Regions from separate parts of the Mus musculus genome. Here region 2 is linked to region 1. The links are chromatin loops, found by intact Hi-C in ENCODE. Cell type or tissue: left cerebral cortex. All regions are shown on one strand. Links, peaks and the distances in the headings refer to the core of each region. The heading gives the core; the rest is flanking DNA. Region 1 overlaps Col4a1 (collagen, type IV, alpha 1). Region 2 overlaps Col4a2 (collagen, type IV, alpha 2).

Region 1 (12,424 bases), core at 2,989-10,988:
GAAAGAAAGAAAGAAAGTTTAAACAGGAGATCCATTTCAAAGTATTGTCAAGATTTGAACTGAGAGCCAGTGAGATGGGTCTGTGGATAAAGGCGCTGGCCATCAACCCCAAGGACGCACGTGATGGAGGGAGAAAACCCACCCTGGCCAGCTGTCCTCTGACTGCACGTGTGTCAAGGCACAGGTACACACACGTTGACCCATAATAAATAAATGAATGTAATGTCTAAAAGGATTTGAATTATGCCATCAGCATCTTCCTCCAGTCACGAGACAAGTCCCCCCTAGCACCACTTGCAAGGTCCCACAGAACCTGGATCTGAATAACACCAAGTTACTCTTCATAGAAAAATCCCTGGGTCTTAGGGTTCAAGGCCTTGGACTCAGTGATACAATGATACATGTTACAAAGCTGGCTGTCCTTTGTCTGTTGGAAACAGACTCACCTAGGGATTGTGTGAACAGTGTTGCAAGGCAAACAATAGGCTCAACTCTGATTTAAGGGTTTCACACCTAAGTTCACAAGAGAACCAGGGCTCCATGCAATGGGCTTTGCTTGTGTTTCCAAGGACTTAAAACTTTGCAAAAGACTAGAGAAAGAATCAGGGAGGAGCGGACTTTTATGCTCAAGTGTTTACATTAAATGGAAGCTTGGATATTCATCTAAAGAAAGCTATTACAAACCGCATTTGCTGTCTGCTAACAGACATCAGCAAGAGCTATAGAGGAACTTCTTCAAACGCACAGTGAGAACCTAGCAACGGTCACATGTAAAAAGCATCCCAGCCTCTCAGGTACGGACACAAAATGGAGGTTTAACACAACATGCTAAGACAAGATTGAAATCTGGACCCAACCCAGCTTCCGGTATGTAAAGTGGCCAAGAGGAGAAAAAACAAGCACAGAATGAGACACGCACGCCGCACTTTGCAAAGCGCTTGGTAGAATCCAAGTTTTAAACCGTTATAGACGGCGATGTGGTGTTGAAAGGGAGGAGAGGACACAGGGTGAACCATTTAGCAAGCTTTATTAGAGGCGCCGTGTCAGCTCGGAAATAAAATTCAGACCCATAGTCTGCTTCAGGTGGTAACGGTTCCTTCAAAATAAACGTGTGCTAATAATGGTCCCTGGCTCACGAGAAGCCTGTATTTTTAACAGCATCCTCCAAGCAGCATCACCATGGAGATCCTCTGCCCAAAACAACCCCATCTGGAGACACTTATTTTATATTGGAGCCCAACAAGTGCCTCCAGGACGGTGAGCTGTTCTTAATTGTATATTTTGTAGATGGGGACACTTGACAGCCAAGTAAAGCCCAGTGGTCAGGTCTGTTCCTCTCTCTGACTCACAACCCAGACATTTCAGCCTGCGTTCTCATAGTCCTCCTGACATTTCAAATGTCAGGCACCTCCCTGTGCTCCGCCTGCTTCTGAATGTGAGTTCCAGTCACCAGCAGGGCCAAAGGCTTTAGCCTGAGCTGAAGAAGGACCTTCTAGAACACACAGAGAAAAACTCCGAGGGACCTCAGCAGACTTAAACTGACTTAACTGTCCCCACCTCTGACTACCTGGACCCCATGAAATGTTGATATCAGGAGATACCCTGTGCCTTTAACCACAACCTGAGCTTGCCACGAAGCTGGTTCAGGCTGTTTTATCAAAAGTACCTGGATAGGAAAGCCCACACTGAGAAAGGAGGTTACTAATTAATAACTAGTGGCATGTCCACCCATTGCTGAGTCCATCCCTTCTATGGAGTCATGAACACCAGAAGGTAGGCAAGTGCAAGTCCCCCAGGTGGAAGGCCATCCTCCTCCTTAGTGTCTGCCATTCCCTAAACCTGCTGCTTTGAAGCCAGGGCAGTCTAGCCCACTCGTTAACTTGCACAGGGCCTCACCCTTCCCCCATTGATTTCACTCAGAGAAACTAGCCCAACAAGAGACTCCAGGAGCTGCAGGGTCTGTGTGAGAAATGGCTCCCAATCGCCCACATTTAGCAGAGACTCAACAACAGCCTCGGGTTGCTAGATTTCTCTGTGAAAGCCAAGGGGAGCTCCTTAGCTAAAGACTGCTGCGTAGCGAGGCTGGGATTTTCTGAAGCTTCTGCCATCTAAGAAGCACAATTCCAGTCACCTGCAGGAAGCCTTCTGACCAATTTCCCAGAGTTGTTCCTATGTCCCTCAGGGGATTCTACAAGCTCAGTAGACACTGCAATCCCCATCCTGGGCAGAGACAGTGAAGCCCAAGGCCTACAATACAGAAGCCCAGAGGGGAGGGTTACTAGTAGGCATCTTGCCTGGGACCTACTCCAGGTCTTAAGAAACTCTTGACAGAATCCAGAACCAAAGAGATAGAGAGCCCCCTCTTCCTACAGCCTAGACACAAAGATGTCCAATCCTAGAGCCAACACGGATATCTTCATTGACGAAGGAAATCTTTTTCATTTTTTAGGCAAGCAGGAAATCTTATTACCAAGTGCTGGTCTCCAGAAAGCAATTCAGATGAGTTGACTATTCAAATAGCATATAAATTATGATTTGCTTTTTCAGAAAGTTTAAAAAAAAGCAGAAAAAAATGTTTGGAGGCAGGAAGTGGAGACAGGGTCTCGTTATATAAGTCAGGCTGGCCTCGAACTCTAAATGCTCTGCTCAGCTTTCCTGGTGCTGGCCTTACAGGAAAAAGACCACCAACCTGACCGAGAGAAGCGTTGGAGACCACGCATCCTATGTCCTATTCTGGTTGGCCTTGAATCTTCTGTAAATGACTTGATTGGAAACAAACATCATGTTTTAGAAAAACAGCCACAGGTCCTGTGATGTGTTCACTTTGTCAAGTAGGATTAAGGCTGAAATGTCTCTATTTGGATCCCTCATGATTTCCATTTTTATAAAGTGGCCCTTGCTGGATTTCTCCCCAACACAGGGGCTTGTTCTGCTATAGTCCAGGGCACAGAGGTAAAACCATCAGAGCTAAGACCCTGAGACCCTGTCCAGTCAGGTCTGACATTTACATCCGAAATAACTAATTAAAACACGAGTCTTTGTTCACAGTTGTTTCCGCACATGGTGACCTGCTAGGACTTTATGGCTTGCATAGGTTTGAGGTTAAGTTGGGGACTTCACATGAGAAGAGTTGTGTCACAAACACAACTTCCTGACTTCCTGAGGCCCCTCAGCAAAATGGAAAGATGTATGCCATTGGTGAACCCAGTGGTGCCCCCTTGGCTCCGGATCTGAAGGACTTTACAAGGCCTGCTCATTCTTCTCCCTGTCTGGAGCACACTGGGCCACGCCCACCAGCTCCCAGCCCCATCTGTTTCAGATTCTAGAACGGGAGGAACTGGAACATTCTGTGAACTGCACAGTCCCTTCCCCTCCTAGGGTCAATTGGATTAGCTAAGTCCTGTTCTTGCTTCCCATGAGATTCAGGCAAGAGGAAGTGGGTCAGGAACGCTGCCCACTTGGGGCCCTGGAATGTGGCCTCGTAACCTCAAAGGACAAGCCATATGAGACTTAGTCTCTCTCACAGAAGTCGACCATCCACAGACTAGAGAGTGAAGAACCCAACTACACAGGGGAAGGCACCACAGAGGGCTTTCAAGCTCGAAACAAAAAACAATTACGTTTCCAGAACTGGAGGGAACTGAATGAAAACCACGTCTCTTCTGAAAGTCCTGTTCGCCACTCCCTACTCGACCCATCATTGCAGTCAGAAGTGGGAGCATGCAAAGATCTCTACGTGGAAGCAGGCAGGAGAGCACACTCCCCAAGTCCTGTGTTGTGGTTTGAATGGCCTCTCCCTTGGGCTCAAGTATTTGAATACATGGTCTCCAGTTGGTGACACTATGTTGGTAGGGTGTGGAGCCTTTAGGCATCAGGGCCATAATGAAGGAAGTGGGTCACTGGGGTGGGTCATGAGGCTTGATAGCTCAGCTAAACTTCTTTCTCTGTATTTCTTGTTCCACCAAAATGTGAAGCAAAGTGCCCCACCGGCACGCCTCTGGCACTAAGGAGCCACCTGCTCCCATGCTTTCTCCATGGTGGACCATCTCTCAAAGTGTGAGCCAGGGTACACCCTTCTTCTCTTTCAGTTGCTTCCTGTGGTGTATTTGCTCATAGTAACAAGAGTGTAACCAGTACTGCCTCCAGTCCCCTTTCAGACATGGGCACAGACAATGTTCCAATAGCCGAGGCCACATTAAACAGAAGCAGAAGGCACAATATTGAAGGAATGCAGAAGGCCCTAGGGAATAATCCCCAGTTCAAATACCTTTTATATTCTCTGTCTCTGCAAACCTCTCGGGACAGGTTAAAACGACCTGTATTAGCAAAACACTCCCATCAAGGTTTCCAGAAAGTAGACCCATCAGCCATGCTGGCATAAGTAAACTATGGTAGGTTGACAACTTCACAGTGCACAGTGTTCCTGCCAAAGAAGGTAGGGGACATAGATAGAGGTCAATGGCCTTCAGTGAGATGAAGACTCTTCCAGGTTGTCCCTGAACGGAAGACATCACCAGACGCCATGTGACAGGCCAGTGACAAGATGCTTGCTGTGCCAGAGCACTGTGTGAGCGAGGCAGAGCACATGCCACCATGCAGAGGTGATCTGCCCTACAGATTCCCTAACCATGACATGTGTGCTATCAGAGTCAGGCTTGGAAGGAGCACACAGGATGTCCTTGCATTTCTGAAATTCCCTTGCTGCTGATGGGGATGGGCACCAAACATCCGCTTGAACAGTTTTTATGTTTCCCATCCCTCCAAATAGGGACATGTGGAGCTCTGCAAAGCCTCGACGGCTTATCTTTCAGATTTGTTTTCACATTTCCTATCCTGTGAAAAATGTCAAAATACTTTCCTAAGGATGTCGCTAGTCCACTGCACTTCCTGTCATGGCGCTTCCTCAGGGGTCTTCAGAATAATTACTTACCCAACCAAAGAAATATGTGAATGGGGAAACATGCATTTCAGGGCTACCAGAGCAGAATTAAAAGCACACACCAATGAAGGAAGAATGGTGAGCCGCCCTTTCATGTGCTATGGGTGCTATGGTCAGGGGATGCAACCCTGTACAAAACTGGAAATATCCATAGAATGTCTCCTCAACTATATAGAATTAGAAAATTAACATAACTAAGTAGAGATCACAATATGGGGTCAAATATCACCGCCTAAATAATAACTGCTTAAAAGATTAGGTTTGAGTCAGCTTTGATGGCACAGGCCTGTAGTACCAGTTAATTGGGAGGCTGAGGCAGAGGGATTCCACATTCAGAGTCCACGTGGGTCAACAGTGAGCTCAAGATCAAGCTAAACAATTTAGGGAGACCCTGTCTCAAAATAAAAAGTAAGGGGGGCAGGAGTATAGGCTACTAGTGGGCGCTAAGCCTGTGTGAAGCCCAGAGCTCTCTGTCCCCAAAACAAACCAAAAACTGACTTTTGCACAGCATTTTTGGACTTCCAAAAATAAGCCTGGTTGATTCAAAGGTAAAAATATTGTCCCCGCAGGCTAAGGGGCTCATACCCGCCATCACCTACACTTATATCATTATTTTATAACTTTGTTTTGCTTTTTTTTTTTTTAAAGACAGAAAGAACTCCCCAGGAGATGTGAAACCCTTCTTTATCTTCATTCAGCTGAGAGGAGAATTTAGTTCAGGAAAATATCATTTCTGTCTCTTTTGATAATGGAATACAGACACAGAACAACCATTACTACCCTGTAAACTTACAAAATAACTCTGCCCCAGTTTGAAAACAACTACAAGTGTTGATACATTCTTGGCAAAACATAAAATTAAAAATTAGCAAGCCAGTTGAAATCCTAATGTTCGGCTCCTCTCTCCTCCTTCTCTGCACCCCCAATAATATGACTAAGGCTTTGCCAGCACAATTCATGACCCATCTGCTTCTCATTTGAGACCAAGTTGCAGAACCCATGTGGGCTCCCACCAACACCACAGGCTGCGGAGGCGAGGGTGTCGGCTTGGCTTCGAGTCGAACCAACATGTGACCACACTTCTGGTCCTATTTTCCTCCCATCATGCAACTCTGGTGACTCATTCTCATTGCTTTTCTTCCCTCCCACTGGATGGGGGCGGGCATCAAATGTTCTTGCTGGGGAAGAGGACACCCCATAGGGAACACATAATGAAGTCCAGTGCCTCGTCTCCAGAGTATTAAGTCTTTCTCCAGCTGCAGACAGATGAGGCTATAATTAGCTGTCATGTGACGGTGGCCATTGGACAGCAACATTCGTGATGAGTTGGTGAGCATGTATTCCCACAGGGACCCACGGAGGAGATGACCTAGAGAGATGGTTCCCGTGACTCTGAGTCACCAGCCAGGGACATCGAGGTGGGCTCAGCAAAGTCCCTACTTTCAGACAGAACTCATCCTTCACTACATGGCCGCCTACCTTCCGCATCCCTGCATGCTGTTCTCACTGGTCCACGAGGTCAGAACACTTCCTCTTCCCCTCCCAATATTATAGCCATTGACCTCGCAAAGACTATCAACACAAGTCAGGCCATGATGGTTTCCCAGTTGTCCTTAAGAAAGACTAATGTTACACAGCCAGGCATGAAGAAGTGGAGGAGAGCTATCTCCTCCATCTTGGAGATGACGACCAAGCTTGTTTCTGTCCTTCTCCTTTCCCCCTCCTCTCAGTCCTCCTCTTTCCCTCCTCCCCAGTCCTATCTTCTTATCCTGCCTCAGCCTCTGAATTCAATCACCTACTACCACTTCTTACATCTGACCCTCAGGTCAAATCCCACCATCTTTTCCACACTGTACCTTCAGAGAGGTCCCCAATGGGCTACGTGTGGAATCTGGGAGCTCTTGGGGAATTCCTGATGCCTTTCACTATCTCTCTGACCCAGCGCACTCTCTGTGCATTCCTACACTACAGGAACCATTCCAAGCACACGCTCTGGTTTGACTCTGCACCAAGCACATCATATACACCCTACCGCTCTGTACAGAGTAAAGACTGCCCATCATCAGGGCCATCTTTCAACACCTTTCTCTCAGAGACCACAGATAGCAGCAACAGAGCAGAAGGGTTCTCTTCCCACACGATGTGAGTGCGCAGAAACAATGGATTATTTATCCTTCCGCATTCCACTGGCTGAGCCTTTAGGGAGCCTTAGTTTGTAGCTAAATGAAAAGGAGGAAAGAAAGAAGCCTACGTGACTAGGGAGATAGTTCAGGAATGACTGACCCGAGGCGAAGCCAGTTGCTGGAGTACCCCACCATCTTTCACTGAACAATTAAATATTTTAAACCACTGCTGATAGTGTGCCATTTTCTACTCTCGTGTAGACAGAGTGGAGGGGAAGCAAGAAAGAGAAACCAACAGAAGCTTTGGTACATCCTATTTCACAACAGATGATAGAGGGTTCCATCCTCTTATTCAGTAATTCTATTGTTAACTACTGTTTACACTGTCATCAAATCCATGTGACAATTTTTCATTCTGCTTGCCATACAGAGTGGCTCATGCTCTCCTCATTGTTAAGGCTTATTTAATGTATGATTACGTTTATCTACAGAAGGGAAAATACAGACTTTCATGCATGGAGTAATACTGATTCTGTTCTAATTCCCAAGTGCCATCCCAGTCCATCCTTCCAACCAGAAATCCAACAAGAGCCAGACCTACAAATGAGGATAGAGAGGGGAAAGCCACAAATTGTTCCCTGTTCTGTGGGAGACAGAGGACAGCAGTCCTTTCCCTCCTATCAAGAGGGAGGAGAAGAATGTGTTTGAAACTAATACTTCCAGGGCCAATCACTGCCTCGTAACACGGGATCGCTGAAAAGAAGGCAGAGGCTAATGTCGTTTGTGGATGACCGTGTGTGGCCACAGGGCACCTGTATATGGCTCATGGAGATTGCAGGGTCACAGCTCCAAGCCAGAATCTAGGGTAGCAAATGAGGACATCCCAACAGGAAGAAGAAGTGTTACAAACCGAATGTGTGGTCCAATCAGAGGCTGAGAACCTCAGAGAGGAATAGCCAGGAGTATATAGTAGTGGTGATCTGTGCATGTGGAGAGTGACGCTGCCATTCTGAGTGTCCTGCTCTGGGATGGAAAATCCTGAGGACAGCAGAGGGCTGCTCAAATCTCTTTATATACAAGCAGGTCTTGGTTCAGGAACTGTTACTAACCAAACCCAGTGAGACTACGAAATGTCCTCGTGTGCAGCCACGGAGGACTTTCACCTTGCTTGTCTGGCATGGGACATGTTTTGGAGAACGAATCTAGATTAATCCCACCCAGAGAGGAGAATGTAAGAGAGATCCTTCTGCCAGGGCTCACCTTCAATCGGTTTTTCAATTTGGAAATGGAAGACTTTGCACCCTTTACATATGACAACCGCTAAAATGAAATGCAGCCCTTGGAAACATCACCTGATTTGTGTCCTTAAAATTGTGCTTGAAAACTCAGACAAAATGTAAACAGAAAGTGCATGTAATAAGTGCAGCCGGATCACCAACACGCACCAAGACAGTGGAGCGCCGTCGGGGCATTTGATAAGCGGCAGGCGTTCCATCTGGAAGACTTCTATGTGATGTGCTTCCTGGGGACAAGCCAGCGTGAGCAGTGTGAAGCGAAAACCCTCCTAAGTATATGGACAGTAATGGTTGGTACACCCCAACTGCTACTGTGTAGACCATAAATGGCACTTTCAAAAGAGCTACCTAAAACATTGCACATTTATGGTCAGACGAAAAAAAAAAAAAAAAAAAAAACGAGGGAAACCACAGCCGAGAAGCAACTGCCTTCGGTCAAAGCTGTGGTTTCTCTGTTGTGCTCCACAGTGACTGTGGCTCTGTGGTGGATGGTGCCTATGTGGTACCTGTAGGGCTTCCTCAATCAGCTGCACAGTGAGGTCCTTGCCAGACCATATGTCCCTGGGGACCCCAGGACAGACTGCTCCTCCCAAGACATAAGAAACCCACACTGACTCTCAGTAGCACCCACCGGGACCGGCTTTCATTCACCAACAGAATGCTATGTAACTGTAGAACCTTGTTGTTGCGTCTGAAAGCCTGTCATTTCCAAGGGAAGTTAAGAAAAATATTTACCAGAGCTAAGTCATTCATAATTTATTATGAAAGTAAATATGAAGTAGAATAGCTTTTCAGTCAAATGGCTCCAACTTTAAACTATAGTTTGCCTGGAAACAGAGCTAAGCCCAGTTCCCTGGTCTTTAACTGGAGCCATTTAAAAAAGAAAAAAGAAAAAGAAAAAGAAAACCACCGCTTCATTTACACCCCTCTCATTTACATCCTTAAATCACCGGGTTCCACTGAGGTTCATTTTTATGCAAAGCTTTTATACAGAACATATTAACATCTAGAAAGTTCTGTAGAACCTTTGCTACCACTGTGTGGTTAGTCAGCTTGAGTCAAACAAATAGATCCTGCAAGCCACAATGAGATGGGCAGTTTTTCTAAAAATTACATTTAGATGATAAAATATACTTTGAATATTTTTTGAAAAAACAATCTCTTTTCCCTTCTGTGTCTTAAGCCTGGTGTTACCAGTCGATATATCTCGGGTAATAATTGTCTAGTTGTTCCAGCTTTTGGTATTACTCTGGTTGTACTAGAGGGTTAGCCATAGTTTTCAGTAACCAAGACAAAGAGCAAAGTCTCTTCACCCTGGGTGGGGTTGCACCTGTAGCCACTATGCTGTCCACAACCTGCCTGTAGATTCCACGTGGACTCAGGTCAGGGACACTCCAGCAGACCCCACCCTTCTTCTGCAACCTTATCGTTATATTCTGTCCACTAAGGGCAGGCCCAGAACTGGGCACTGAAGGTCCCACATCCTAAAGTGTGCAGAGCTCTGGAGACAGGTGATGGTGAGGGGACTGAGAAACAGTGGGAAGATAGCCAAGGCCAATGAGCTGCATTAAAAGTGACTCAAACAGTAAAGGTTTTGTAGTGTATATTTTGCTGCAATAACTAAAAATGGCAGACAGTTTTGTTTTTTTTTTCTTTTCTCAAATTCCCAGAACTTGTCTTAAGGTCTCAATGTTCCGCCAGCAAAGCTTACAGCTGGGGATTAGGAAAGCCATTCTCCTCCCTCCTCAAAGACACACACACACACACACACACACACACACACACACACACACAGAGGACTGCTGGCTTAAGGCCCCTCCTACCCATCACATCCTGCTAGAGATGGGTGCCTTAGCCAGAGAGTTTGGCCAAAGGCATGGCTGTTGCATAATTTTGAATTCTCTAAAGAAAACTTTGGTTTTGCCTCCTTTTGCCCCCAGACTCAAGGACGTGTTGCCCTATCTTCTGCCCCAACCTTCCTAGTCCTCAGGTGTCCTCCATAGATCACGTAGAACCTTGTGTTCACAGGACAGAAGACACAAGCTGCTCAGTTTAAGACACTTTGAAAGCAGAAGCCTGTTGCTGGTAACAACAGCAGCAGCAACCACAGCAGCAGCAGCAGCAGCAACAACAACAACAACAAAAGATGTCTTAAACACTCCCAACACGCAGCAGGGACATGAATCTGAACAGAGGCTCCTGGCATGCAGAGAGCATTTTCTGCGAACCACTTCCTGTGAGGTTTCTGGGAGAGTCCCCTCCATGGCTGGTGGCTGGAGGAAAAGAAGCCAGCACAGAGGCATCTGGGTGCCTGCCCAGACTTTAGCCCCTAACAGATCCTGCTTCATCTCCAGCAACTGTGCCTGTCATGTAACAGAAAAAAACCCAACTTTCTAAACAAAACCTCTGGGGCTTGCATTGAGGCCAGGACCATGGAAGAATGGTCATTTAGCTCCATACCGGGCAGATGGGCCTCCGTGGTCCAGCTGTGCAAAGGCACAAAGCCAGGAAACACAGAATTCTGTTTAAAGAAATCCAAAGGCCCAGAGCACACAAGCCCTGTCCTGTATCTAAGAGTCTGGACCCAGCACCCTGGGAACACAGGGGAGGAAGGAAAGGAAGAAGCAAGAGTCTCCTCAGTACCTCAGCGGTGCTTTTGACACAGGTTCTCATGGAGCTGTCCAACCCACAGGAATTCCTGGGATTGCTAAGGTGCAGTTGGAGGCACTGAGGTCCAGGGGTATCTCCGTCTAGTCCAGGATGGGAGGCATTGAGAGCACCCTGCCTAATCCAAGGCCTCCGACTACACTCTCAGATGCTGCCTCTGCAAAAAGCACCCCTTCACCTTCCCAGTAACCGCCGGAAAAGCCAAAAGCCCTCTAAAGAATAAGCCACTGGAGAGAAGCGATTGGGCAAACCCATTCACGGCCACAATGGTTCCAAAACAAAAGGAAATCCCACAAGACCCTTGTACGTATGTACATTAGCTCTCGGGGGTCTGTGGTCTTCCTTGCACCTCCTCCTGTTCATTTTCTTACACGGTCTTTTAAGACAGGGTCCCACTCTGTAGCCCAAGCTGGCCAGGGAAGTCTCTATGCAACCTTGAATTCACTGCTAGCCTCCAGCCTCAGCCTCCCAGATGCTGAAATTACAGATGTGCATGTGCGCACGCACGCGCGCGTGCGCACACACACACACACACACACACACACTTCCTCTGCTCTTAATTCTTGACTTTATTTAGACAAAATTACAAAGGTATCAACAACCTCAGTGGTGCCCTGCCTCCCACAGGCCTGCTCTTGTATGGGAGGAAAACGCAAGAGAAAAAAAATAAAAAAGTCTGAGCCCAGGGCCCCCGCCCCCAGCCCCGGTGCACAGTGCGTAAGGAAAGTCCAGACAATGCGCTAGGGAAGCACACGCCTGCCAGCCTGCTGCGCTCATTATCCCCCCGCCTGGAATTTCCAGGTCAAAGTCTATGGTTCCCACTGCCCTGATCCACTGCCCTTTCCAGATTCTCCTTGTGATGCCCTTCCTGCCAAGGCTGAGTGACCGACTCAGTACTTTCCTGCCAGCCCGGCAGAGTCACCCAGCACATTACCTCTAAGGCGGGATCCTGGCACAAACCCCGGCGGACCTGGAGAGCGGGAGAGACGCTGGGGACTGGACTTTCCCTTTGAGAACCTGAACTTTGGTCGGATAAACCTAACTGCCCCCTCCCCCCAGCAGGTGATTCTAGTTACTGGACCCGGCGCACACACACCACAAGCATTCCTGGAAAACGTCCACACAGCAGAAATCGTGAAGATTAAACCAAGCACGTATGTGTTCTCTTCCCACGCCTAGAGAGGGTAAGCCACCCGCCATGGCAAAGGGTCTTTTGTGAACATAAGGTGTTCTTGACCTCCAGGGATGATGTCATACCCCCAAGCCAAGACTGTAAAATTAGAAATATGAGTCCAGAAAAGGGAAGATCACATGTGCCGTGAGGGAAGGACCTCAAGGTTACTGAGGGAGGACCTGGTTCCATGTCAACCCAGGGCAAGAGAATCATGGGGGGAAACCCC
Region 2 (12,424 bases), core at 2,971-10,970, 140 kb after region 1:
AGAGCAAGGGATACCCGTAAGTTCAACGACGACTCCTTCCCTCCCTCCTGCGATCGCCCCCTCTTCGGGGCTCCTGTTGGAACGATGGGGTGTGCTCTGGTCTCAACCCTTGTGTTCTTGTACACTTCTCTATGTGAGGAGGCATCATGGTTACACCGTGCATTTGATTTAATCACGTGGATACTTAGCATTATCTGAAGCTGTAAGTGGGGAGTTGAGGGGGCTGGGACGGAGTCAGGATGGCCTCTGCTCTGGGCCCGGAGGTCACTGCCATCTTGTTTATCCAGTTTGACTAAGCTTCCTAGTTCTTCCTCACTGTAGTGGTGACTGCGGCATCCCAGGTAAAGGTGATCAGCTCTGTGCTCTCTCTACCCCCATCCCGTCACTAAGGGGCCTAGGAAGGCTGCAGACTGGCCAGTGCTACCCCCATCCCGTCACTAAGGGGCCTAGGAAGGCTGCAGACTGGCCAGTGGTGAGGTCAGCTCCAGGCGCCTCTCACACTCTGGTTTCTCTCTCCTAGGGCGTAATCTCAAAAGGCGAGGAAGGCATCATGGGGTTCCCAGGAATACGGGTGAGCCACGTATTTTATAACCATGTTTGTCTGACTGGTTGGCTTTTTGCTTTTTAAACAGATTTTCTGTTTTTAGATCAGTCTGTAGGTTTACAAAAAAGCTGAGCAAAAATGTTGAGATTTCCATGGTCCTACCCTGGGCACAGCCAGCCAGTTAGGTATCCACCACCAGGGATATCTCTCAGATGTGTTTGCTACAACCCATGAACCCATGTTCCCCTGGTGCTGAAGTTTTTAAAACACTGTGCCTGCCCAGGAGGTTCCTCCTGGTTTGAGGCCTGACTAATCTTTGTAACAATCTGAGGAAAGTATCTAAGATGCAAGTTCATTTCTGGACACCCAAAGAGTCCGATAAAAACGTCTCTCATGGGGAGGCTCATCTGTAAAAGGAAGGTGTCATCTTCAGAGCCATGAGCGTCAACAGCCACCTCGGCACTTGGGGCTGGATTTGGCTACCTGGGGTTGAATGTGGCCGCCTGCCCCTGCTCTTCCAAACCTTGAAAGCACAAGGCTGCTTGACTGTTGTTGGAACTTGGTTGCCTGCCCTAAATCTTTATTGCTTGTGTTTTCTGTTCAACACAGGGTTTTCCTGGCCTTGATGGAGAAAAAGGAGTCGTAGGACAGAAAGTAAGTCTAATCCGCGAAATGTTCTGGGACTGAAACCTTGTATATATAACCAGTGGATCTCAGAAAGCAGCACTTGTCCCCAAAGCTCACGTGGGGTGTCCCCTGCATCCACAGGCTCATGACTGATTGTTCCAACTGTCAGAGACCTTAGTGGAGCATTAACCTCTGTCTCAGCTTCCCTCGCCCATCTGTTGCTTTCTCCACAGAACCCATCCCAGGTCTCTGCCACTAGGTTCCCCGCCCTGGGCCTCACACCCTGTCATTGTCACTAAAAGGTTGTCAGTGGGTGACTGAGGTTCCTCCTCTATTTCTTAGAGATCTACACATACTTTGATACTTGCTTGTGTTTAATAATAACCCAGTTGCTTTTCTCCTGTGGTCTGGCAAAGAAAAAGAAACTGTGTATGAAAAAAACTTTTTACAGGTCCAGACAAGATTCAGCAACAACTAAATACCAGCTGAAGCAGAAAGCACACGAAGAAATGCTTTTATCTAATTAATCACTAATTAACTAACTCACAACATTCATTGTATGCATGAATTCAGCCAATCTACTGCAGAGTCCAGCACCGTCCTGTCACCCACAGTGGACAGTCCTGGGGTCTGGCTTTAGATCTGTGCAAGCCTCCAGGGTCATGTGACCTAGCATGCTCATGACTTGAACTTGACAACGAAGGAATTCTGAGCAAATTTTTGCCATACTGTCCTGAATTTCATCCAATGGGCGAGATGTAGGGGTTATCACACTTCAATATATACACACCCAAACATGTCAGGAAGCCACAGGGTTGCAGTACACACATGCACCAAATTTACTCACCCCAGGATACAGCCATGGCTCCAGTCAGCACCAGAGTGCTCACACAGGGTGCTCAGGGCTCATGTTTCCACCAGGCTGTCCTGTCAGGTACGCCAAAAGCAGCCTCAAAACCCTAGATTCCCCTGAGCCCTGCTCAGATCGCCACAGCAAGTAGCCACATGACACTGAAGAGCCCAGAGGCTGAACTAAGACAGAGAAGCTATGTGGCTGTTTTGGGATAGCAGGTAGGCTTGCCTCCTGGTGCCATGGCTGACATCCGTGGCTCTAGCTAGAGGCCAGATTCTGGCATTGACCATGTACAATGGAGACCGCCATTACTACTGTTCTTGTTCCTTCTCCTTGTAGATCCTAAACTCGGGCTGGAGGCCACACACTAACTAGACCCAACTTCCTATCATGGTAGTTCTTGCTAAGAGTGTCCCTGAAAGTAACACAGCAGAGGCAAGAGCTGTCCCCTGCTCCACAGCCAAGGCCAGAATGCCACTGGCTTAAGGGTAGCAATGAGCAGATTCTGTATCGACAACTAACAGACAGACAGGCATTAGGCCTAAAGGCCAGCCGAGTCAGAGTCAATGTATGCTGAGGTGGGCAGGTGGCACGTTGTCACCTACTCTTCTCTGAAACAGAGGAGCTATCACGTCTGCAAACATGGCTCAGCACAGCTGCCCCTGGAACTAGAGGCCCATGAAGACTAGAATCCATCTGTAACTCTAGCCCGGAATCTGACCCTCTCTTCTGACATCCATAGGCGCCAGCCACCCACATGGTACTGGCAAGCCCTGGCCCCTGGCCCACCCCCACCCCCGATGCTGCTACCTAGGTACAGCATAATAGGTCCAGCTTTCTCTCTGTAACTTGGGGAGAAGCAGCCATCTGTGCTTAAGTGGGTCAAAGGAAGAAATAGTTTACCCAACTGCAAAAATAGGGGAACAGGCAGACATACACAAATGACTCATCTCGCTGCATGTTAGTACAAACCACATTGTCCAAATGGCCAGCTGCTGCCTCCCTACGAGCTTTCCAGATGTGCTGGCCCTCGGGGGCCAGAACTTAAAGGCAGCTCCAAAGAGCTGCCTGCGTGCGTATGGTGACCCATTAAAGCGGCATGCCAAAGAGGGAGGACTCAGAGAAGGCCATGCTCCCGGGGAAGCCCCAGCCTCCCTACAAGAACAAAGAGCCTTCTTCACATGCCTGTGTGCATGTACATAGAGAGGGGAGGGGGGCACATGTGGTGACACACAGGCATAGATACCTAGAAAAGTAAATAGCTCCAGGCAGGGAACAGGAAGATATCTTGTGCATTTGGTTGTATCATATTTTCTGAAAAATAGGCAATTATTTCCCCCCTCGTTTGGGGGAAACCTGTGTTTAATGACAGCTGAGGCTTCTCCCACCCTGGACTTACTATAGAGTGTGCTCATGGAGATCTGGTTTCCTGGGGACCGTGCACTGGCCACAGTCTTTGTGTAGTGTGAGTGTGGGGCACAGGAAAAAAGCCATCTCTGTGTGTGACAAGGCCACTGGACCGCCACAGAGCTGTTTAGACTCCAGGAATCACAGCTACCAGGTGTGATTTTCCAGCTACATGGGAGTTAGGAGCAGGCAGCAAGGCTGTGACCACAAGCCAGGCATGTAATGACATCATCTTTAAGTCACATGATGTTGCATCTTCCTGCTCCATGGCCCTCTTAGGCGGATCCGGGGAGAAGTCGTTCCCCAGAGGCCCCTGAGTTGAATTCCATGAGCCCCAGTTCTTTGCCTGAGTGAGGGAAGACCTAGGATCCAGAGATGGGAACACATCCAAACCCATGAGGCAGGGCCTCCTGCTGAGCATTTGAGACGTTCCCTGGGAGCCTAGCGGTAAATATGCCCTAGTGGTGAGCTCCCTAGAGCTACTGAGGGCCTCTGCTAGTTACTGTCCTTAAGGGCTTAGGGTTCTCAAACAACATAAAATCAACTGGTTTTGAACATTCAACTCCACCTCGTGTGAGAGGACCAGGGTCAGCCACAGCCCTGCAAAAGGGGGGGAAATCAGCCGACCTTAGTCCACCAAGCAGCACGTAGGCTCCTGCGGATCTGTAAAGCCCCTGGACAGGCCCGTTGTTAGAACCCTGGCTTGGCTCTGGCAGCTTTGCCATGTGTCATCTTTTGAAAGAAGAATGAACGTCTCAGGTCTTACATGTCTGTCCAGCTTCCTCACCCACTGCACTGGAGAAAACTGGAGGCCAAATTAGTGTTAAGGGTTTGTTTTTGTTTTTACTGAGAAGGAAAATTCCAAATCAACAGACTCTGAGGATTCTGTTTGGTGGCAACTGGAGACTTTCAAAACTCATTATGAAGGAAGAGTTTAGCTCATGGAGCAGATGTGGCTGCTACCCTGCAGGAGGAGACGAATCCTGCACAGTGTCTTGCTCATTCAGATGCTGATGTGGGCAACGGAAGGAGCAGCCGTCCCATTACACGGTCCCATGGGGGCAGATGGGCACATCCGTAGCGCAAGTTACCCAGTCCCTCAACACTAACAACCAAGGGAAAAATACTAAATAAAACTGCAAGGTTAGGAGGGTGGGGCGCGCTGGAGGATGTCTCCGTGGCTGGGAGTTCTTGCTGCTCTTGTAGAGGACCTGGGTTCTGTTCCCGGTGCCCAGTTGGTCACTCAGAGCCATCTGTAACTCTAGCCCGGAATCTGACCCTCTCCTCTGACATCCATAGGCGCCAGCCACCCACATGGTACACATGCATACATGCAGGAAAAATGCTCACACACATAAAGTAAAGTAAATCTCTTATTTAAAAAAAAGTGCAGCACAAGGGAAGGAAAAGCTGTTTGACAGGCCCTGCAGGCCGATGCCACAGTTGCTCCTGCTTCAAGCAGAGGGGCTTGAAAAATATCTGTGCATCCGAAATGAGGAAGGTGAACATGAGTTGTGGGGTCATTGAGGGGATTCTTGGTGGCTGCATTGGCTGGGCTGGTAGAGGTGCCATGGGGTTGGTTTCTGGAGCCCCCCCTCCCTGCAGCTAGAAATAATAACCTCACATCTCCCATATCTCTATTCCAGGGAAGCAGAGGCCTGGATGGTTTCCAAGGCCCCAGTGGACCTCGAGGACCCAAGGTGGGTGACTCTGATAATGATGTCCTGCTCCTGGCTTAGACAGCACGGTCAGAGGAGACGATCCCCCTAGAGGGGGCTTGCTCTGGGTTGCTCAGCCCCCTCAGCATGCCCAGTGCAGCGGGAGGCTGGCTTTGTAGCAACAAGGTGGGGAGGGACCTCCAGTTCCTGATGGAGGGTAGAGCTTGTGTGGTTAACCCTAAGGGCTGAGAGGAAAGACAAGGTGAGGTGATCCAGGGTAGCTAGGAGAGGACCCGGCCCTGTGGGTGGCCCTTCCTGCTAGAGGACATGTCTGTGGAGATCAGGGAAATGCGTGGGTGTATCTGGAGATTACAGGAGGCTGCTCCACAGAGCAGATGGTGCTGGGCGTCCCAGCGTCTCCATGCTGCCTCCCCCCTTAACCAGATGTCTCAGACGTCAGCACCATGAAGGTCTGAGACGCAGAATCCTTGTAGTCTCCCAGGCTCTCTGGCATCCATAGCCCCGGCAAGGGCTTCACGGGGAGATCCTCACGTGCTGTGGTGTTCCTTTTTATGTCTGTCTGGTGGTTAGGATGCAGGGACTCCCTGCTGCCACATTGTAGAGCTGTTGCCATGGGGACAGTCCAGGTTTGATTGTGAGAAAACCCACACTATTAAACTAACTCTATATTCTGTGCACTTCTGGGCAATATACAAGGCTATTCTCACAGTGTTTTCTCTCCCCACCCCAGGGAGAACGGGGGGAACAAGGACCCCCAGGACCCTCTGTCTACTCGCCCCATCCATCCCTGGCAAAAGGTTGGTACAAACACTCCAGTGTATGACGTGGCCTCACATGGACCCTCTTCTGTCGGTAACAAAGTCATAAGCTCTCCAGACAAGTTCTTTAAGTGACTCAGAGACAGCCCAGCTTCCCTGGAGGTTTCAAAAGGAGTCACTAGAAATGGTCACTTTGGTTCTGGCTGACAACACTCAACTACCACCCAGGTGTGACCCTATCTGTGAGCAAGGGGAATGTCTTCATTTCTAGGGGATGCACAGGGTCTTGTTTTTAGCAGCCAGAATGCCACTGAGTCCGCTGAAATCACTGAAACCACTATGTGTCTTTTTGGTATCTTCTGTGCCTCGATATTGTCTTACATTTAACAGAATCTTACCCTGCTGGGCTGTGAACTGGGGGCCCCTGTATTTTCAGCATTTGAAAGCTCTCTGACTCTCTTCTGTATATACATTGGACTTATTGGGAAGTTGGATGCCTGAAATGGTCTGTAGATGGCACCCTTGCTACTATGGTACAGGCTTGTTCCTAGGCAATGATCTGATTCTAACTGATGGGACCTGTCTTGGTTGCAGGTGCCCGAGGTGACCCAGGATTCCAAGGTGCTCATGGGGAGCCAGGAAGCCGAGGCGAACCGGGAGAGCCTGGAACCGCGGGTCCTCCAGGCCCATCCGTCGGAGATGAAGGTAATGGCGTTTCATAGCATCTGAACATACCTAGTCTCTGGATATGGACCTGTAGTAGGCTTTGCTGGCCACGTGGCTTTCCTGTGGCTCTATCTGTCTTTCTCATGGAGTGGTCTCAGCTCTGATGAGATGAAGGGCACATGCAACAGTAACCCCAGCAAGGTTAGATTATGACCCCAATGGGTGATTAGTGATATCTGGTCCCCAGATGGAAGAACTGGGGGGGGGGGGGGGGTGTCATCCAATGATGTCAGCAAATGGTCACAATCCCAGGCCATTGTGGAAGCTGTAAAAGTTGACAAGTTGTGAAGAAACGTACCAAGGCCATCGCCTTCTTCTGTTAACTAAACCCTGATGCTTGTTCCTGGTGGCAGGCCCTCTGTGACAGGAAAGCCAGCACAGCCCTTACCTATGGGGACACTCACCTGCTGAAAATGCTCTTGGATTTCAGATTCAATGAGAGGCCTTCCAGGGGAGATGGGACCCAAAGGCTTCTCAGGAGAACCAGGGTCCCCTGCACGCTATCTTGGCCCACCAGGAGCAGATGGAAGACCAGGTCCCCAAGGAGTCCCTGGACCTGCAGGCCCACCTGGACCAGATGGTGAGTGGCTGTGTTCACCTGGAGCCTAACCAAGCTGGTTCTGAGTTGATCCAGTGGGCTAATGAGTGAGGGTGTGGTGGGCATTCCCAGGGTCCACACAGGAACTAGCATAACAGCTATCACATCCATCTGTAGAGAATCAATGGTCCCACAGGTCCTGCATGGTAAGCTGTGGCTGCGGTGACTTAGCAGGAAGGCACCCACTGTGAGCTGAAATCCCTGTGCTTGGGTCTCTGCAAGCGTCTTCTTCCTTAACTCACAGCTCCTCTGCTCTGCTTCGGCAATCTGGGTCAACTTCTCTGTCACTGCAAAGCCAATGTCACAGGAGATAGCTATTGATGCAAGAAAGGATCGCTGCATAAAGGAATGGTGGCCACTGACAGGGGGCACAGGAGACCCAGAGAGTCTGTATATATGGCAGATGAGGAGGAAGGTTTGGCCAGCCTGCTGTCCCACAGCACCTGACTTAGCCAGGGTGATGCCCCATAGCATCTGGGATGGTCCCTGAGTCAGCCAGGGTAGCATTTTCAGGTTGTGATGGTCCATGCCATCCTTAATATCAAGAACGCTTATCTACTGAGTGGTATGTGTGCCATAGCTTTGAGCTGGTCATCCACAAAGCCCGGTCTCTTCAGCTATAGCATTCAGTTACACATTAGATGTTGAAAAATTCCTCATGGGAACATTTCATCTGCTGGAAAGACTGGCTTTTGAGGCACTGAAAGGAAATATGAGGTCATTTTCTCTTTCCGGAGTAACATCGACCCACTTCTTTCCAAAATGATTTCAACTCCCTGACATCACCTCCAGCAGCAATCTCTCCTCAAGTCGTTCTTTCAGGGGGCAGGGCAACCTATTTGCTCATGGGTAGTGTTGGGGTTTAGTTAAACTTCAAGTTCAGAGGCTGTTTTAATTGCTTTGGGAAAATCCTTCTCTGCACCATCTCCAGAGGGAAAGTTGTTAGTATCATCTCTTCCATAGAAAGAAATTCTTCTGTAACACAGACGCATAGGAAGCCAGTCACTTTGCTTCTGCTCATATCCCACAGTAACATTTTAACTTAACATGAGCCTACTTGCCCAGTTCTCTTTCTTTTGGAAGATAGCACATTCGTTTGAAAAGTAAGTGTTGATATTTTCTTGGATGATGCATCTGAGCAAAGCTATCTTTAATGTTTTCTATTATGCTAAAGGTAATTTTTATGATTTATATTTGTTAATATTGACAGGAAAATATTTATCGATGACATGTGTACCATAAAAATGTCTATGAGCCTGTCCTTCCTGTGTGTAGTGTCTGTAGGGTTTTCCCCACATGCGTCAAAAACATAAACGATACCATGAATGAGGACATTGTCTCTGTCACTCTATCCTATCACAAGCATCCAATATCTTCATGGATGAATTTTGCTCACTAAGTGGTTTACAGCTTCAATGACATAAATAAACTAACAGAAGCAAATAGATCTAGACAGCAACCTGTAGTAGATTACCAGCTGATAAGGGGATGTATGCAGAAAAGGGACTCATGTAAGAAGTTTATCAACTAAAAATGTTAGGACATCCAGTTTAAGCCCTTCTTGCATTGTTTCCTCTTTGAGACACATTGTTGTTTTCTCTGTGCGATACATTGTTACCAAATCAACTGCTCCTACAGCAAACTCTTAAGTGAAAACTAGCCAACCAACGGCCTTTTGAAGTATGCTCATAGTTCGGATCCACCCTGAAATTAGTACTGGAAACCAGGAGTCCTACCTTGCTCAGCCTTTCTCAGATCTGAAACGTTTGGAGTCTTCTCTCAGAAACTGCCTTTGGTCCTATTTTGTGTGCTGCGGTTGCTGGAAGCCAGAATGCTTAGTCATTCAGAGAATCGGAGCGAACATTGATGCCAGCTGTCTTTCGGGGTGAAAGGCTCTGCTGGCGCCATTTCTAGTACAGCTGACTGAATCAGCTATTGGCTTCTTCGTGGAAGTCATGCTGAGATCTCCCACGTCCCAAAAAATGTATTTAAAATTATGAATGAATTACGTAGAAGAAAACAACCCAGGGGAGAGACAGAGGTCGAATCTACACGGCTCAACTGTGCCTTCATAAAGGCCTTACTAACTCCCAAGAAAGACATCTCTCTTTGTCCTTGGTGCAGGTTTTAAATGGCAATTTTGTCCTTGGTGACAGGTCTCTAGTTTTAAGTGTTCATAGAGTCCAGGTGATAATCCTTCTATTTACGGTCTGCTTTTCTCTCTGTCTGTCAGGAGGGCTTGACAGTTTAGGCTAGAGCCCAACCCAAACCTAAGCATCTCCTGGAGGGGTTCCACGGGCACATAGGCAGTGCCTGTGCGGAAAGGCTTTCCTCGGCTCCATAGTACCTGTCCACTATTCCTATCTCTGGATACTTTGTAGGACTTCTCAGTGGCCCCCTCTCCCTCTCCCTCTCCCTCTCCCTCTCCTTCTCCCTCTCCTTCTCCCTCTCTAACTGCTTCTCTCTCTCCCTCCCTCCCCCACCTCTCTCTCTTTGTCTCTCTCTGCCTGTCTCTGTCTCTCTGTCTCTCTCCTCTCCTCTCTTCCCCTCTCCTCTCCTCTCCTCCCCTCCCCTCCCCTTCCCTTCCCTCCCCTCTCCTTTCCTCTCCTCTCCTCCCCTCCTTTCTCCTCTCCTCTCTTCCCCTCTTCTCTCCTCTCCTCTCCAGTGGGAACGCAGCCCTGTGAAAACATCACCATTCCTCCTCTGTACTCTGAGCTACAGCCATGAAACTTCTCACTAGAATCAGCAGCACTGGGTCTCAAGAATGCCCAGAGCGGAGCTGCAGATCTCCACGCTGTCACTCTCCTCTTTGACCCACACATTCCCTGGTACCACTATTCCTCCATAGCGTCTGTACTTGAGCCAGGAGTCTCTGGGCACCTCACTCTCCACACTGGACTCACAGTGTGTGGTGCAGTCTCTCTCCTTAAAACACTTCAGGACTCCCGTTGCCCTTAGGAATAAAAGCCCAAGAGGGTCTTCTCCCCTCCTCCATGACAACACTCCTCCGTGTACCCTTTACACACTCCCTGGTCATGGCTCCATACTGTTAAGGGGCCATTTGGTCCCTCCGTTCCATTTCTGGAGAGCCCTTCAGCTCCCCGCCTGGCCAGCTCCCTCTGTCAGCCACAGTCCATGCCACTTCCTCAGAAGACCCCCCTGGACACCACCCATTCTAAATCAGCTGCTCCCAGCTTCCCTCTCACGGTGCTAGCTAGAATCTGAAACTTCACATTTGTTTGCTGAGCGTGTTAGCTGTGTCCCTGCATCTCAGCTGTCAGCTCGAGGCAGGCCAGCTTCCCAGTGCCAACACAGCTCCTGGCCTGCTGCCTGGCGTGGCTCAGGAGCTGGCTTGTGGTGGATGAATGAGTGAGTGAGAGACTGTGTTAGATGTGAGGCCAGATCAGATTACACAGAACAATGCCCGCTGGTCTCTTCTACAAATCTCTGCTTCCCTAGGCGCTCCCAAACCATCCCATGCCTTTGAAGTCACTGCCTCCTTATCCTTTCCTGTGTAGCCACAAGCACCTACCTTGTCCTGGGGTATTCGATGGAGCTATGACCACTACTAGATTTAGCAGCAATAAGGCTTGGTGGCTCATACCTGTCATCCTGACACCTGGGAGGCTGAGACCAGAGAGTCACCATAAGTTTGGGGCCAGCCTGGGCTACAGAGTAAGACAATGAGAAGCAAAGGAGTCCAGAGGTACTCAGCTACCCTGCAGCACAGCCAATCTCGCCTGGATACGCAGCCTTGGATCCACCACCAGATGGCAGTCTTCCCAAAGGCCTCTAAGAATTGTGAGGTCTTAGTGGAGTCTCATCTGGTCAATTGATATACATATGTGCAATTATTGGGGCACTGTAGTGACTAATAACTCTGACCTTTAGTGAAAAAAAAAGTGAACCTAGAAGAGGAATATTGGGGCCAAGGTCATTTAGTGAGGTCAACCATGCCCAGTACCAATTAGGAGAATTCCAGTTAGTTTCCAGGACCCCCATGTTTGCAGGTTTACATGTGTGTTCATGTGTGCAGGAGAAAGGAGAAATGGGGAGGTCTGAGAAGAGATGGGCATGCACTCCAGAAAGGGGACAGAGGGAGAGCTGAGTTTATCTTAATCCCACACCAACCCCCCCACCCCCCCACACACACACCTTGGGGGACATTCTCTGAGGCTGAGCAGAGATGCGCGGCCATCAGCAACATGGCTGAAAAGTCAAATTCTTCGTTTGGACTGAACGTTCCTCAAAAGCAAAGACATTGGTCTCGATACATTGGTAGAAAAGCTAAATTTGCAGGCTCTGGTCTCTGTTCCATCCTGAGGGACCATGGCCACATGGCTGTCCAAGCTTCTGTCTTGGAGGTGCTGGTGTGGGTCTGGAGATGCAAGGAGCTGGGGTAGACTTGGCTGAGAGGCTGCACTGGACCTGACTGATCTGGCCGACTCTCACAAATGCTTTTGTCCTGTGTGTTTTTCCGTAGGCTTCCTGTTTGGCCTGAAAGGATCAGAAGGGAGAGTGGGCTACCCGGGACCTTCAGGTTTCCCAGGAACACGAGGGCAGAAAGGATGGAAAGGTGAGGACTGCAGGGTGGGAAGGTCAGGATGGTGACCCCAACCTAGCCCCCATGTCACCTCCTCTTGCAAGTTGACCCCGCCCCCACCCTTCATTCACTTCTCTGAGGGTAAAGGATGGGCAGTCTGATCTGAAATCTGAAATGCTACAGAATCTGAAACTCTCTGAGAACCAATATGCCAATATGGCACAGCAAGTGGGGAATCCCACAGCTGGCATCACTCGCTGGGCCGCAGCCAAAGTGGCCACACCAAAACTTGTGGGTAAAGTTAACTTCGGGCTGTGTACAAGTCCTATGAAACACCTTATGTCTGGATGAGGACTACCCGTGACCTCAGCACGTATATGCAGCATAAAAGGCACTCTAAAGCCAGGCGTGGCAGCGCACGCCTTTAATCACAGCACTCAGTGTCTTCTCCCACCAGCCCCTCCACCTGTCCTCTACCCCTGCTAGTCCAAGCCCAGCTTAACGCATGCAACCCTGTCCTAATCACGACAGGTGAAGCTGGAGACTGCCAATGTGGCCAGGTCATCGGGGGTCTTCCGGGACTGCCAGGACCCAAAGGTTTTCCCGGTGTCAATGGGGAGCTCGGAAAGAAAGGCGACCAAGGAGACCCAGGCCTGCACGGTATCCCTGGGTTCCCAGGATTCAAGGTG

Evidence for each region. Hi-C counts contacts between places; a loop is a spot of excess contacts. Peaks named below come from ENCODE experiments on the same cell type or tissue, not always from the same donor. Only the 100,000 strongest peaks of a DNase experiment are listed, where the experiment ranks them.
Region 2: it touches region 1 in a loop (6-fold over the local background); 2 of 42 quality-filtered maps call a loop at or near these places.

The regions. Positions count from the first base shown.
Region 1 is chr8:11,267,663-11,280,086 of GRCm38, forward strand. The region is part of intron 1 of Col4a1 (collagen, type IV, alpha 1); the gene reads right to left. Gm32709 (a long non-coding RNA gene) reads left to right here. Exons shown (of 4, transcript XR_003947506.1): 2 at 12,087-12,208. Among named protein-coding and RNA genes, the nearest start is that of Gm32709, 13 kb to the left of the region's middle. In left cerebral cortex, for the core only: no CTCF peak of the experiment used is centred there; DNase peaks (open chromatin) are centred at 3,408, 6,011 and 10,708; H3K27ac peaks cover 2,451 bases.
Region 2 is chr8:11,408,902-11,421,325 of GRCm38, forward strand. It overlaps Col4a2 (collagen, type IV, alpha 2), which reads left to right. Exons shown (of 48, transcript NM_009932.4): 14 at 1-16; 15 at 521-571; 16 at 1,154-1,198; 17 at 5,078-5,131; 18 at 5,841-5,907; 19 at 6,463-6,573; 20 at 7,025-7,174; 21 at 11,676-11,768; 22 at 12,267-12,421. Among named protein-coding and RNA genes, the nearest start is that of E230013L22Rik, 63 kb to the right of the region's middle. In left cerebral cortex, for the core only: CTCF peaks have their summits at 6,376 (motif pointing right) and 10,966 (motif pointing right); DNase peaks (open chromatin) are centred at 3,000, 3,697, 4,756, 5,537 and 4 more places; H3K27ac peaks cover 3,471 bases.